Linked DNA regions of Homo sapiens: region 1 is linked to region 2. Evidence: read pairs that join two places in POLR2A ChIA-PET (ENCODE). Cell type or tissue: OCI-LY7. All regions are shown on one strand. Region 1 overlaps IKZF1 (IKAROS family zinc finger 1). Region 2 overlaps SPMIP7 (sperm microtubule inner protein 7).

Evidence for each region. ChIA-PET counts read pairs that join two places held together with the same protein. Peaks named below come from ENCODE experiments on the same cell type or tissue, not always from the same donor. Only the 100,000 strongest peaks of a DNase experiment are listed, where the experiment ranks them.
Region 1: POLR2A ChIA-PET joins it to region 2 with 14 read pairs; 7 of 35 experiments call an interaction of 5 or more read pairs at or near these places.

What each region holds. Positions count from the first base shown.
Region 1 is chr7:50,337,306-50,339,805 of GRCh38, forward strand. All of the region lies in intron 3 of IKZF1 (IKAROS family zinc finger 1), which reads left to right. Among named protein-coding and RNA genes, the nearest start is that of IKZF1, 34 kb to the left of the region's middle. In OCI-LY7, no CTCF peak of the experiment used is centred here; a DNase peak (open chromatin) is centred at 1,336; H3K4me3 peaks cover 2,426 bases; H3K27ac peaks cover 2,500 bases.
Region 2 is chr7:50,151,818-50,154,317 of GRCh38, forward strand. All of the region lies in intron 8 of SPMIP7 (sperm microtubule inner protein 7), which reads left to right. Among named protein-coding and RNA genes, the nearest start is that of SPMIP7, 57 kb to the left of the region's middle. In OCI-LY7, no CTCF peak of the experiment used is centred here; DNase peaks (open chromatin) are centred at 54, 717 and 1,544; H3K4me3 peaks cover 1,527 bases; H3K27ac peaks cover 2,500 bases.

The DNA of each region.
Region 1 (2,500 bases), 190 kb after region 2:
AAGGATTAAAATCTAACTAGCAGCCCCAGGGTAGGCCGGCGTGAGTCACCTATGAGCTGGGCCTGGGCCTGGACTATCCCCTAGGTTTCCTCTTGGCGCTCTTCTCCCTTCCCTCAGGGCTCTGTGCAGTGGTCTCCACACAGAGAGGTCTTCCTGGACACATGCCCTAAGATAGCGTTCTCAGCACTGTTGCTCCTTGCCCTGCCTTATAGCAGCAACGTCACCACTCGTAGATGAAGGACTCAGCTCTGATTTGCTCCCTGCGTGATCCCCAGTACCTGGGCATCCCCCAGCCTAGAGTAGGTGCTGTCTGATACATTGGTATTGAATGAATGAATGGGAATGTGGCACTGCTTTCTCAAAGATGAGGGCAAATGGAGCATGTAGGACAGTAGAGAGAACTTTCAAAGTGAGAGGAGAGAATTTGAGGCTGCATCTGATGTTCATCATCTTATTTTAGGTCACTGTTTCTCAGTGGGCACGATGATATTTGATGTAGGGGGCACTTCTTTGGGTGAGACTGTCCCTCCCATTGCAGGATATTTAGCCACCCACATCACAAGTGGTACCATGGTGATTGTGATACCCAAAATGTCTCCACATTTCTCAGGTGAGGACCCTGCTGGAAAAGCCACCAGTTAGCCCGGACACATTCGTCCTCACTTCCTTCAGTACTTCCCACTCGTAAGAGCTTTGAAAATTCAGAAGGGCAATCTTTGGCAGATTTGTTAAGGTTTTTTAATATAGCCAGTAATGTTCCAGAATCTGACATGTGAATTTTAAAAAAAAACTATAGAGAAATTGGACCAGAAAGGTTGAAAAATGCCAAACCTTGCATTTTCAACCATGCTTGCAGTGATGACTATGTGTCTTCAAAGGTGCAGATTAACTATGGAAAGTTGCTTATTTTTATAAACAAAAACCAATGTTAATCTTCATTTTATTTTGATGCCTTACACTCAAGATCACATTGAACCTAATTCGTTCAATAAATAGAACCAACTTCTAGAAAATAAAGAGATCCTTAGATTAAAAGTGCTGTCAGAGTAGATAGATAACATTTTCTGTTGCCGGGTTTTTGGTCCCAGTTTTATTTTCTGCCTTGTTCCATCTGTGTTGAAAGAATAGTTAGCTCTGTGTATAAAACAACCAACTGACATTTCGTTAACTTTCCTTCTACATGGGGTTTCAGAAAGAAATGGGGAAAAAAAGGCTGGGGGGTTGAGCTGTGGTTGCCAGTTGCCACCTGTCCCCCTATCTGGTTAGGGCATTTTCTGATTTGGGAAGTGTAAATATAACCCAGAAAAAACAGCTTCCCCTCCTTTTATGCAAAAGTAGAAAGGCTTAAACAGAGTACAGCCTTAACATTGCCCCGGAAAGTTTCCACAGAACCCGTTAGACTAAATGAAAGCTCTTGCTCTGGGGGAGTGGGCCATGCCAGGAAGCTGCCCTACCAAGCCCTCTCTTGCTGGCAAGGCAGGGCTGGGCCTGGGCTACTGTCTCCCACCAGATAAGCCCAGCTTTCTTCAAGGCCCTAACAGGAACCTACATTTCACAAATTACCGCAGACACGCTCACAATTTTAAACTCTTTGCCTGTTAGGATCAGTGAGATAACAGAAACTTATAGGGAACTCAGAAAGCATGCTCCGGTGAGCAGTGAGCCACCTAGAATCAGCCAACTGGTAATATGCGGAAAATCTGCCAGGTTGTTGGTAAACTTTTGGTAGCTTGAAGTCTACCGTGGTTGGGAGTATTTACACCACAGAAATCGGTGAACGCTGCAAATCAAGGCTTTTTCTTTTTGAGAGCTGGTTTATCTGTGCACCACTAGCTTAAATACACTTTTAATGTCCTGACAGCTGAAATTTGACAGTGAAATTTGAAAGGAGGAATTCTTTTGGGTAGGGTTGTGTGTGTGTGTGTGTGTGTGTGTGTGTGTGTGTGTGTGTGTTGTGGAGGAGGAGCTGGGAAAGGGTGAATCTATTGGGGAGGACTGTGGGGTACATATAATTTGTCCAACAGAAGAGTTGGTTCCAAATGACTCTTTGCTGTTGAAGTCACAAACTGGAAATGTTGGAGCAACTAGACTCTCCATATTCTAAACAAAACACATCTTTAGCATTTAGTTTGGTTGCTGGGGGAGTATGATTAGAAAAGGATTTGGCCAGGCATGGTGGCTTACGCCGTAATCCCAGCACTTTGGGAGGCCGAGGCAGGCAGATCATGAGGTCAGGAGTTTGAGACCAGCCTGGCCAATATGGTGAAACCCCATCTCTACTAAAATATGAAAAAAAAAATTAGCTGGGTGTGGTGGCGTGTGCCTGTAGTCCCAGCTACTGGGAAGGCTGAGGCAGAAGAATCGCTTGAATTCGGGAGGCGGGGGTTGCAGTGAGCCAAGATTGTGGCACTGTACTCCAGCCTGGGTGATAACTCCTTCTCAAAAAAAAAAAAAGAAAGAAAGAAAGAAAAGGATTCTGTGTCTTATTTATGAGCTATTA
Region 2 (2,500 bases):
GAATGTGGCCAAAAGGGGCATATGAAGGTATTTCAGGCGCATTAGAGGAATGGCATCTTTACTTCTTAGACTCACAGCTGTGCACACACATCACCCTTCTGCATGATCATCAGAAGACACATGGAACATACATCAGATACATAGTTACTTCTTGTGAACAGCCACCTTACTTTTATAAAAGAAAAAATTCTGTTGAAAGTCACATATATTTTTAAACCCACATTTTGCAAATTGAAAGCAGGAGATGTGGCCAGGCATGGTGGCTCATGCCTGTAATCCCAGCACTTTGGGAGGCTGAGGTGGGCAGATCACTTGAGGTCAGGAGTTCGAGACTAGCCTGACTAACATTGTGAAACCTTGTCTCTACTAAAAATACAAAAATTAGCCAGTGTGGTGGTGGGCACCTGTAATCCCAGCTATTTGGGAGGCTGAGGCAGGAGAATCACTTGAACCTGGGAGGTGGCGGTTGCTGTGAAATGAGAGTGCCACTGCACTTCAGACTGGGCAACAGAGTGAGACTCCATCTAAAAAAAAAATCCCAGAAAACAGGAAATGTTAGATGCAAGGTTACTGAAGATTCCTTTATTTGAAGCTACTAGTGAGAAGGAGCACATGGTTACTCATTTATTATAACTCAAATTTGAAAGCACCTGATGGAATTCCTGGCATTGCAAACGGTTTTGAAAATGCAAACACAGTCTGAACGATGTCTAGTTGTTGGCCCAGTGCAGATGAATATGCTAGCACAGTAGGAAGGCAGACTAGAGGGACGGCAGTTCGCCCCCAAAAGGAGAGCTTGTTCTAGATCACATTCTTTTGGTAGAGGATTCATTCGTTTATCACACATTTTATTTATTTATTTATTTATTTATTTATTTATTTATTTATTTAAGACAGAGTACTCTGTCACTCAGGCTGGAGTGCAGTGGTGCGATCTCAGCTCACTGCAACCTCTTTCTCCTGGGTTCAAGAGATTCTCATGTCTCAGCCTCCTGAGTAGCTGGAATTACAGCCGTGCACTATCACGCCCAGCTAATTTTTGTATTTTTGGTAGAGACAGGGTTTCCCCATGTTGGCCAGGCTGGTCTCAAACTCCTGACCTCAAGTGATGCTCCCGCCTTGGCCTCCCAAACTGCTGGGATTACAGGCATGAGCCACCGTGCCTGGCCTTATCAAACATTTATTGAGCATCAATTCTGGGCCAGGCACTGTTCAAGACACTGAAGATACAGGGATGAACAGACAAGGTCCCAGCTTTTAGGAGCTTATTTTCTGGTACGAAAGATAGACAGTAAAGAAGCACACAAGTAACTGAAGAAATGAAATAATAATCTTAGCTAGTGAAATGAAAAAGAAAGACTGATGTAGGAGAGAGTTCCTCAGAAGGGGCTTATTGAGCTTTGTGGTCAGGGAGAGCTTTCTGAAAAGGTGACTGTCAGGCCATGGGTACCAAGCCAGAGCTCCTGCTCTGATCAGCTTCTTAAAACTTTCAGAAAGGCAATGGCTATAAATGGGAACAGCTGCCATGCATGGGCCTCTTGGGCTGTGGTTTCTGGTCCACCCAGCTGCTAATCCTTTTATTCACTCACCCATTTGCTGGTGGATTCACATGATCTTTTACTAAGTCAATGCATGTTTACTGTGCTCCAATAAATCACAAGAACTGCTTGCAAGGAGCTCACCATCTCTCAATGAGAAATAAACAATTGCAGCAGAGGATGACAAAAAATGTCTTAACACTAATAATCACTTCTGTTGGCTGAGTGCTTTGTGGGTACTAACTCATGTCACGGTCCCAGGAACCCTGTGAGGAAGGGAATGTTACTATCACCATTTTACAGATAAGGAAACTGAGGCACACACAAGCTGCCTGGGGCTCTGGGAGGGGGCACTAGAGAAGACTTCACAGAGGAGTGGCTCAGGCAGTGACTTGAAGGAGTGGGGCTTGGTCCCACGTAATTGAGGGCAGCAAGCATTCCTCATGGCACAGTAAAGGCACCCTAGGGGGTGGCTCTCAGGCCCCGACTAGCCTGTTGTAGGCCACTGCATACAGACAATTCTAAGCATCCCACAAGCCCTGTGTGCCTGGCCTTTTCTAAGGTGCCTGCCAATAGGAGGCTTTATCAACACGTCTCACTTTCTGGATTGGTAATTTTCTAGCATCTCTCCAGGCCATTTGATGAGAAACATTTTAAAAGGAGGTCAATGGCTTTCTAGGCTGATAACTTGCATTTGTTTTTTTCTCAAGACACATTTTTTTCCCAGTCTCAATATTTGCATGTATTTAAAAAATAAATTCTGTTGTGTATATCATCCTAACAACATGATATTATGATGACATATGGGTATATAGTAAAATGGTTACTATAGTGAACACATTAATATCCGTCATCGCCATAGTTACCCATTTTCCCCTTCCCCCTGTGGTCAGAGCAGCTATAATCTACTCAGTTAGCAAAAATCCTGAATACGATGCACTATGACGCCCTGTAGTCCTCAT